Linked DNA regions of Homo sapiens: region 2 is linked to region 1. Evidence: read pairs that join two places in POLR2A ChIA-PET (ENCODE). Cell type or tissue: OCI-LY7. All regions are shown on one strand. Each heading gives the region's core, and the rest is flanking DNA. Links, peaks and the distances in the headings are about the cores only. Region 1 overlaps FOXO1 (forkhead box O1). Region 2 has its middle 68 kb from the start of LINC00598.

Region 1 (5,380 bases), core at 167-5,166:
ATGTAAATTTCAGTTTCAGTGGAAATTTACATCTATACATCCAGACTATCAGATGACAGATATAAGCTTGGCAAACTTACCCTTTGGAATCCTAACATGATCAGCTCAGTCCTGTCTCACTGCCTATCCCATAAAAGACCCTCTAAAGTTTAATTCCAGCCCTCTGTTCTTCCCTTTAACAGCATAAATAGGCTGGGCAGGGTGGCTCATGCCTGTAATCCCAGGACTCTGGAAGGCCAAGGCAGGTAGATTGCCTGAGCTCAGGAGTTCGAAACCAGCCTGGGCAACATGGCAAAACACCGTCTCTACCAAAAATACAAAAAAGTAGTCTACCATGGTGGCGTGCACCTGTGTCCGAGCTACTTCAGAGGCTGAAGTGGGAGGACTGCTTGAGCCTAGAAGGTGAAGCCGAGACTGTGCCACTACACTTCAACCTGGATGAGACAGAGTGAGATCCTCTCCCAAAAATAAAAAATACAAATAATCTCAAGTTTGACTTGCTTGAATCCAAAATTCTCTCAAGGAGGAGAGCCTGAAAACCACAAACAGCATTTTCATTTCAAAATTGTTAATGTTTCTATTAAAAGTGTTTGTTACTTAAAATGTAATACAGGACCGGGCGTGGTGGCTCATGCCTATAATCCTAGCACTTTGGGAGGCCAAAGCAGGTGGATCATTTGAGGTCAGGAGTTTGAGACCAGCCTGGCCAACATGGTGAAACCCCGTCTCTACTAAAAATACAAAAATTAGCCAGGTGTGATGGCAGGCACCTGTAATCCCAGCTACTCAGGACACTGAGGTGGGAGAATTGCTTGAACCCGGGAGGCAGATGATGCAGTGAGTCAAGATCGCTCCACTGTACTCCAGCCTGGGTGACAAAGTGAGACTCCGTCTCAAAAAGAAAAAAAAAAAAAAAAGAAAAGAAGATACATATGTATAACTTACCCGTATTTATACACTCCAAATACAACCCACTGCAAACTCTGGGTGTATTTCCTCCCGAGTACAGCTATACAGTAGAGCCTAAGATACTTCACATAATTGAAATCAGTTGATATACAATTTTATATTCCACTTTCTCATGCTGCCAGGTTATTTCCCCATCCCATCAGAAGTTCTTCCAAAGCACAAAAACAATATAAGTCTGCCAGAGCACCCTTATCAAACTTGCTACACAATTACTAGGAATGCTAGGAAAGATAGGTCTAAAGGTTTTGATTCTTTCTTTGGTTCTGATCTTATGTTTTTATGTAAAAATATTCCATATAATCCTAATGTCCGTAATTTAAAAAAAAAAGAAAAAGAAAACCCCAGAATCTCAGGTGTGCTAAGCTTTAAGTCCAAGTATTTTGGCTAATGCTATTGCTGTATAATACAGCATAATTACACAGCTCCTTCCTTTGAGCACCTCAACTTGTCCTACAAGTACTTCCCAGCAGTATCATTATCCCCATTTTACAGATGACGATGCTAGTACCGCAGTGATGTGACTTGTCTAAATAGGAATTATCTGGTTACCAATGCAGAAACAGAACCAAAAACTCCTAATATTTACTGCAAAATTACAGATCTAAGTTAGGCTCATGAGTGCATTATAAAGAGCAAATGCTAGAGGGAATTCTGATCATTCTGACGTGACCCCAACGTGAGTTTTGGAATACTGTAGTGATCTAAAGACATCCTCCCAGGGCATGCCAGTAAATATATCTAACCAGCACCTTTTGTCCAGTGATCTCGAAGCAAGTTTTGCAGACACTAGCACTGGATGGCCCATTATCATGCTCCAAAATTACAGGTGGGAAAACTGAGACAAAGGAAATTGAAACACATGTCCCCAACAATCTGCGATTAGCACAGGACTAGACTCCTCCTCTCACCTCACCGCACCCCAAGGGGAGCCAAGTAGGCAAAGCTTCCATGTGGACTGACAAGGAGAGTGAGGACTTTACTGCCTCTAACAGAAAGGAAAAATTTACTAGGAGAGAAAAGTAGGGTGGGAGAATGAAAGGAGGACCGATTAGAAGCCAGAGATAGAGTAAAAGCCAAATCTAACCAGAGCCAGAGAAAAAAAATCACAATGTTAAGACCTGCACGTGAGTCCGGTGGGATATACCAGGTCACACATACAATGATGGCTCAGGAACTTCTAAAGTGTTTTTCAGGAGCTTAGAGGCCTTGGTATTGGACATCCCAGTTATACAATTCCCGGTTTGATTGGGTCAAACCTCTAAACTCTCAACATATAAAATGTCTTTGGGATTATTCACCCAAAACACAGAGAATGGCAGTATTCTCTCCCATCCTCATTCAAGCACAAAAGCGAAACCACCCTGAGAATTTAACTCCTTTTACTAATGTTAAGAGACTTCTCCATCCAGTCCATGGTCTCATATTCTCTAAGCCAGAAGTTAAAATTAAGAACTTCAGAATGTGAAGGCAGCCAACACTACTCATCTCAAAGTTACTAATCTTAGCATTCAACACAGATGAGGCAGGAAGGCTGCAGAATTTGCTAAACCAGACTAAACCAGACTACTGCTGGCGACAGAGTCGAGACAACACTGAAAACACAAAGGCATTTAGCTCAATGACAACAGCTGGTGACATGCACATCTAGAATACTGAAATGGCTATGACTTCTTACCTCACACCTTGGTATTTCTGCATGAGTTTGTAGTTCTCTCCTCCCAAAAGTCAAATATGAGTTAATGACATGTCACAGTAGGAAAAGGATTGGGTAGGTGCAGTTTCAGTGGAAATTTACATCTATATATCCAGACTATCAGCTGCCAGAAAAACTGTTTCCCTCCCCTTCCCTGCTCATTTTAAAGGTCCTATTTACCAGAACACTATGAAGGTAGTAAAACTATGGTAAGACAAACACATACTTACATATTTTCAGTTTAAAAGGTGAAAGTACACAGAGGTAACTTCCATTTAGCTCACTCCCCTAAGTCATTCTCCTTGTGGATTTCCTCTTTACAGGCCTTAAGGTGACTTGCATCATGTTCACGCCCAGGGTGAAGTGTATCATCACCACCTGCAAATATTTCTAAATGGGATCAGTTCTATTAATAACAATGACTATTTCTAAAGGCAGTAATAAGTAAAACAGGGTTGTTGTAGCAAACTTAAAACTCACACCAGCAACCAGCAATGACCTTTAAAGAAACTTTTCATCTAATTAAAGTTAGAGAAATTTATTCAAGTCAAATATTTTAAATGAGGGGGCCGAAAATGAGAAGGAAAGCAAAGAAGAGATGAAAAACTAGGGAAGGGGAGTAGGAAGTGATCAAAAAGTACTCATTTTTAATATCAGCCATTTAGATGTGCACCCTCAAAAGTCATGGCACTGGCCGGGTGCAGTGGCTGACACCTGTAATCCCAGCACTTTGGGAGGCCAAGGCAGCTGGAGTTTGAGACCAGCCTGACAAACATGGAGAAATCCTGTCTCTACTAAAAATACAAAACTAGCCGGGCATGGTGGCGCTTGCTGTAATCCCAGCTACTCCGGTGAGGCTGAGGCAGGAGAATTGCTTGAACCCAAGAGGCAGAGGTTGTGATGAGCCTAGATCACGCCACTGCACTCTAGCCTGGGCAACAAGAGGGAAACTCCGTCTCAAAAAAAAAAAAAAAAGTCATGGCACTCTCCATTTAGTGAATAATTGAGAACAGAACAGATAGACTCCCCACAATCTACAATTTTAATTAGTCTATGATGGATATCAGCCTTAGATGGGAAATAAAAAAATTAATGAACAAAAAGCAAGCCTATTAATTGATTATTTGAGGGGTGTGAAGGAATTGTGGTTTTCTTTTTTAAAGCAAAAGTTGACTTCTGTGACCTTTTTTTTTTTTTTTTTGAGATGGAGTCTCGCTCTGTCATCCAGGCTGGAGTGCTAATTTTTGTATTTTTACTAGAGATGGGGTTTCACCATATTGGCCAGGCTGGTCTCAAACTCCTGACTTTGTGATCTGCCCACCTCAGCCTCCCAAAGTGCTGGGATTACAAGTGTTGGTGCCGTGAGCTGCGCCCAGCCAACTACTGTGACTTCTAAAAGGTGAATATTATAAAATTCTAGCTTAACCAATTTCCCTCCGCTTCATCGAATTTTGGACATTTGAACTTCATAACAATTCATTTTTGTTTTGTTTCGTTTTGTTTTGAGACGGAGTCTGGCTCTGTCTCCAGGGTGGAGTGCAGTGGCGCAATCTCAGCTCACTACAACCACCGCCTCCCGGGTTAATGAGATTCCCCTGCTTCAGCCTCCCAAGTAGCCGGGATTACAGACATGTGCCACCACGCCCAGCTAATTTTTTGTATTTTAGTAAAGACAGGGTTTCACCATGTCGGCCAGGGTGGTCTCGATCTCCTGACCTCAAGTGATCCACCTGCCTCAGCCTCCCAAAATGCTGGGATTACAGGCGTGAGCCACCGCGCCCGGCCTGAACTTCGTAACAATTCAAAAGGGATGTTGGGGCCCAGGACACACTACCCCAAAATATGACTGTAGGAGATCAGAATATGCCACCCCAAAATATACTTCCTTGGCATATTTTGAGCTGGTTATTCTGTGAAACTGCAGACACCAGAGTAGACAAGAAAAGCTGTCCTTTTGTAAAAGAAATTTGCATCCATAAAGGAAGTCTACATTAGTAAAGTATCTGTACTAGGATTAGGACTGCTCCAGACAACTTTTATTACCTGAGAGACTTTATCCCCAAGAGCAAGACAATCTTTATTCACCATATAATTCTTCCCCTCATCCTCCTTTAACTTGTGTGGCCACCACCCCACCAAAAACCTCAAACCCTAATTCTTTTCTTAGCTCAGTATACAATATAAGCTTCAATCATGCAACCTGCATTACATTTTGTGGGACTCTTGTGCAAACATAAGTATAAATAAAATGACATTTTCTCCTGTTAGAGTCTACCATGTGTCAATTTATTTATTTCTTCCCCTCCCCTGCCCAGAGATGGAATCTTGCTCTGTCACCTAGGCGGGAGTGCAGTGGCGTGATCTCAGCTCACTGCAGCCTCCACTTCCTGGGTTCAAGCAATTCTCATGCCTTAGCCTCCCAAATAGCTGGGATTACAGCCGTGCACCACCACATCTGGCTAGTTTTTGTATTTTTAGTGGAGATGGAGTTTCACCATGTTGGTCAGGCTGCACTCCAACTCCTGAGCTCAAGTGAGCCACCAGCCTCAGCGTCCCAGAGTGCTAGGATCACAGGCATGAGCCACCGCGCCCAGCTATCTAGTGTCAATTTAAATCATGGCCCAGCCCAAAGAACCTAGAAGGATGGGGGGAAGCCATTTTTCCCTGCTATATAGCTTCTGGTGCCCAATGTGGAGCATCCTTCACTGGCTGGAACAC
Region 2 (5,380 bases), core at 273-5,272, 96 kb before region 1:
TGTTATTCAGGGATTGATCCTTGTGCTGGCAAGACCAGAGGAGAGGCCAAAGCAGGCCCAGATGCGCAAGCTCCTGGAGCAGGAGGCCAGGCTGTCCAACTCACTTATGCAGCACCCACAGTAGGTCAGGCAGGGAAAAGCCTCTGATGAATGATGAGATTTTCAGTTTCATGGCCTGCTATCAGCCCAGTATTTATTTGATCCAAGGAGCCTATTTTTACAGAATACTTCATGACATCTTTCTGCTAACCCACACTACACACTAAAGAGCAGCAGAAGACTGCAAGCCTCATGAGGAAAGACAGCGCGTCTGTCCCGATCACCACATAGGATGTCCCCAGCATCTTGCATAGGGCCTGCTACACAGCGGATACTCAGTAGGTAAATGTAATTATTGAATGAATGAATGGCAGAAAATATTACAGCATTTCTGTAGTCTAAGAGCAGTTCTCAAATTTCAGTGTTCATAAAAATCACCCGGAATAATTAAAATATAGATTTCTCCACCATCACACCCCGATCCAAGATTCTGTTTCTCCTTCTCAGAGGTTCTGGAATTTGCATTTTTTACAAATCTTTCCAAGTAATTCTGTTGCCAACAGTTAGTAGCTCACATTTTGAGAAAGTCTTATCTCTGAAGTTCCCTTACAACAGGTTCCCTCAGGGTCTTGGGTAACTAAACTCCCCCCGCCCAGGGGACTCACTTTTCACTTCTGCATGGTCCACGGCGAATAGGTTTGCTCTACTCTTTTAAATTCAAGGAGAGGCTGAGGAATTAGCGTTGGCAGAGGTGGCTGGTATCCTTGGATGGAAGGTATTATAAATGCAAAGCGCTATTAAAATCACAAAACCTTTTGAATAAAAAGCCTTTCTTAATAATCCATCCACTTTTCTTAATCATAGTTTTTCTTCTACAAGTCTTAGAAGTACCCTGGAAAAAAAAAATCAGCTTATTTTGCAGAGAAACAACAAATTCCAACACTTGCTTTATGCTGGTCAATGTCCAGCCTTGCTGCTTCCAAACATTTCATATATGGGGCCTCTATTCTCTATAGTCTACAAGATGACAGGCACCTCCCTGTCAGGGGTAAGCCTGCAGCTCTCTTTCTGGATGACACATTGGAGGCAGTGGGAAGCTTGGTTTCAGAATGCTTACTAAGGTCAAAGCAGCACCTTTGGGAGCTGATTCAAATGTCTTCTAATCCCAGAGGGGCCATTATTGTCCGTAACGAACACAGAACTTTCATTCATACAATTCATAGCAGTCTCCCCAACACTCAGATCCAGCAGTGGGGAACATGGCTGAGTTTTGAGCCAACTCTTTAAGCAAGGAAAGGTAACTCAAATGCTGGAAGTATTACATGATAGAATGCCCAGGCCTGGAAACATTCTGAAGTCTTTTTTTAGTTATTCAGAAATGACAAAGGAAATTATTTACTCCAGAAAGGTTTGCAGATTGGTGTGGCTGAGGGATCCAAGAAAGCATTTTTCCTATGTCTTCCTCCCTCTCCCTACTCCTGCCAGTAACCAAGTGACAACAATATTGCTAGTCATCTATTTTTTTAATCATGTGATTTTCTTACAAAAGACAAGGACAATTGCTCAGATTGTTGTTTCCAAAAAAAAGGCACATGATGGTTAGATGAGATTCCATACAGCTGTTAAATGCTTCCAGCCAGTCCTATCCAGGATTTTGAAAATTATAGCCATGTTTTTAATGGAATAACAATTATTGAAGACAGAAAAATGGAGTCAGAGGGGAACTAGAAACTTACAGATAATATTGATTTAAAAAATATAGCTCATAGGGCTCTAAGAACTTTTGAGTCTCAGAAGATGTGTTTACAAGTACACATGAAGTTTTCTATTCAGGTTTTTTGGGAGGTTTTTTGTTTGTTTTTGTTTTTGTTTTGAGATGGAGTCTCGCTCTGATGCCGAGGCTGGAGTACAGTGGTGCGATCTCAGCTCACTACAACCTCTGCCTCCCGAGTTCAAGCAATTCTCCTGCTTCAGCCTCCCGAGTAGCTAGGATTATAGGCATGCACCACCACGCCTGGCTAATTTTCATATTTTTGGTAGAGACGGGGTTTTGCCGTGTTGGCCAGCCTGGTCTGGAACTCCTGACCTCAAGTGATCCGCCTGCCTCTGCCTCCCAAAGTGCTGGGACTACAGGCGTGAGCCACTGTGCCCAACCAATTCAGGGTATGTTTTATCACGACTTCCAATTATTTCTAAACAGAATTGCTTGACCTCAGGAGGTCCTCCTTTTCACCAAGACATTGTTTTGGTAGGTGTAGGGAAATAAAACAGGAAAAACTTTTCTGTCTTGCAAAGGAGAATTAATTATTTTCCTTTCAAAATAATATTTAATTCTAAAATATTTCAAAAATATTTGAATATTTCAAGTGTTTCAAATTAAATTTTTTTTAAAAGTCAGAACATGAAATCCACATACTTTATCCAATCCCATTAGGCTGGGGAGAGATGGAGACACACCCCCATCACACAACCGAGGCAAAAACTACAAATAACACTGCGGTGTCCTTCTCAGATGAGGTGGCTTGAAAACAAATCACATATCTATTTAATTAAGGGTGGCCAGTTGTCTTGTTAAAAAATAAACGAACAAACTCAGAGACTATAACTGTCCCAAGATGAGCACATCCTAGCTGTGTCTATAGACATGCAACACTTTCTGGGGGAAAGTAGATAAACTGGCATTTCAGTCTTGTTAATGGCAATTTTGGAAGTAGGAGCTAAGTGAAAGGGCTGACTCTGTCCCTGGAGCCCAGAGAAAAATCTATATGTAAAGAAAGGATTCTGCAGCCCTGGAGATGGCTGGCTGGAGGGCAGGCCAATGATCCCTTTTAGACATTTCATCATTGCCCATACCTTTCTCTCTTGCCATTGTACTTGCCTCGGTTGAAGTAATAGCAGCTCCAGACTTGTCAAAATACTTGGGGGTTCTTGGTCTGCTTTTAATTTGGTGGAATGTTGGCAGATGTGGGCTGGCTCACCAAAGAAGAATGTCTTTGGCTGTGTCCAGTGGTCAACTGCACTGGCCAGTTGCTTCAGGCTCAGTGGAAGGCTGTTGATGACCCAAAGTCAGGCAGGCCTGGCTCCAAACTTCTTGTTAGGATGGCTACAGGGCTGCCTCAGGAGAATTGTTAGTATTTAGCCAGGGCTAAACACAGCCACAAGGCTATATTTGGGAAAGGAGTCTTAAATGCTTCCAGTTCACCTGTGTAACTACTCTGACACTAGGGGTTGGGGTGGACTTTAATGATAGGGGAAGGCTTTGAGCTGGACTTTGATAAGGAAGGGAGGAGAAAGACATTCCAGATAAACAGACATTCTGGATAAACAGACCTTCCAGCATGCAAAAAGGCTGGAAGCATAAAAGGGAATGGAGTGTGACTGGTGCATATGGTGGAGATGCAAAGGCAAAGGTTGGTTGGGAAGGACCTTGCATGCTGTCTGAGTACCTTCAGGCTGCTATAATAAAATACCATAATCCAGGTGGCTTAGAAACCACAGAAATTTATTTCCCTGTTTTAGAGGCTGGGAAATCCAAGACCAAGGCCTCTCCCTTTCCTGGTTCACAGATGGCACTTTCTAGGAAGAGGTACCTAGAGCTAGGTACCTCTTTTGGGTTTCTTTTGTGAGGGCACTAATCCCATTCATGAGGGCTCCACTCTCATGACCGAATTACCTCCCAAAGGCCCCACCTCCTAACCCCATCACCACAAGGGTCAGGATTTCAACATTTGCAACATTTAAATGGGGCGGTAGAGGTACACAAACATTCAGATGGTAGTATGTGTCATAGATTCAAGTTTATGCTGAGACACCAGGCTAACATTCCTTTAGAAGAATAACCCTCCAGCCTGTGAAAGATTCTTCCAGGGGGCCTCTGAGTCCTCTCACCCACTGGGTGCTCTTGGTATGTCCACTGTGAGGTGAGGGTTCCAGGAAGTAATTAAAAAGCAGTCATTTGTTAATAGGGTGAACATATAATTAATCACCCAAACCTGAACACTTTGAGTAACAAGAGGAACTTAACCATAACTGTGCTGGGACAACATCTTTTCCTAAGCAAATCAGAACATTTGATTGCTCTCATTTTGTGAGCCCTTTCTATATGCCAAGCACTACCATAGGGGGTTAACTCAGGTTATTTAATTTCCACAGTAACCCCAGTATGCAGGTATAATTCCTCCCATCAAAAATGAGTCTAAAAAGCAGAACTGGCATCCTCTGCATTCCTTTTCCAGTTCCAGAATCTTCCTCTTGCACCCTCATGTTAAAAGCTGTATCCATGCTTACAGCATCAGCCTAACCTGCTGTGTGCCCTTCCCAGTCACTGACATCTAGCAGCTACTGGCTCTGCATTTCTCCCCCAAATTAAAGGCACTGGCACTTAAATGTGACTCCTCTCCACCCCAAGTCCCTTGGTTAGCTCTGAAATCTAATTTGCATGCTACATTCAATCTTGAGGCCCTATCATCCCCTAACCTCTTCTACTCTAGGGCCCTGGCCTTCACAGCTTCTCAGACACCTGCTGCCATGACCTCACCCCAGACCCTCCCTCAACCTCCTATTCTATCTTTCCCTTACTCCCATTCTGCCTGTTATTGTCACCAAAATCATTAGTCCTTTAATGCCTTCATACACCCAGTTGGTGATGTGTTGGCCAATGTTTAACAACCTGCTCTGTGGGGAAATAACGTGTGCCTGTATTTACGTACATAAATTAAGAATTTACTGATATAAAAGATGAGTAACAATTTACAAATAATAAAACATACAATACTCTCTATTGTAAATTATATTAGGTCAATTGATTCTCACAGAATTCTTTCACTGATTTTTATGGTCAACTTTTATCCGTAGCCAACATATGGTGGCAATCCAACCAGGACTTGACAAATGGACTCGCATCCCAATGCATTTTTTTTCTCAGATTTACTTTCTCAATCAACTGATGTGATTTAACTGTTAAACCATTTCTCACTCTCACCCAAATTATATTAGTGAAGCTGAAACTCTGCTTAGTGTCAGCACAGCAGCAGTGTAACAGTGAAACAGCACAAGAGCTAACATAACTAACTCCATTTTGGTTTAAGTGGCCCTTACCCATTTCTGCACATAGGCAAGGATAATTTTAGAGTACTATTAATATGCAAAAACAGCAATCATGTAGTTTTAAAAACTAACTCTGGGATTAAAGGAGAAGTATGTAAACAACTATGTTTTTGTTAAAGATTTATAGGAGCGTTGTGACCTGACCAAGGACAAAGAAGTTCCTTGAACACTTGCTGGCACCCAGATGTCGGTGGTTATCTGTTACCTCTTGATCTCAATCCCCTCCCCTTCCTTC

Evidence for each region. ChIA-PET counts read pairs that join two places held together with the same protein. Peaks named below come from ENCODE experiments on the same cell type or tissue, not always from the same donor. Only the 100,000 strongest peaks of a DNase experiment are listed, where the experiment ranks them.
Region 2: POLR2A ChIA-PET joins it to region 1 with 7 read pairs; 5 of 35 experiments call an interaction of 5 or more read pairs at or near these places.

Annotation. Positions count from the first base shown.
Region 1 is chr13:40,642,447-40,647,826 of GRCh38, forward strand. All of the region lies in intron 1 of FOXO1 (forkhead box O1), which reads right to left. Among named protein-coding and RNA genes, the nearest start is that of FOXO1, 22 kb to the right of the region's middle. In OCI-LY7, for the core only: no CTCF peak of the experiment used is centred there; DNase peaks (open chromatin) are centred at 2,545 and 3,005; H3K4me3 peaks cover 2,544 bases; H3K27ac peaks cover 2,524 bases.
Region 2 is chr13:40,546,563-40,551,942 of GRCh38, forward strand. No RefSeq gene overlaps it. Among named protein-coding and RNA genes, the nearest start is that of LINC00598, 68 kb to the left of the region's middle. RefSeq lists an enhancer at 1-172. In OCI-LY7, for the core only: no CTCF peak of the experiment used is centred there; no DNase peak of the experiment used is centred there.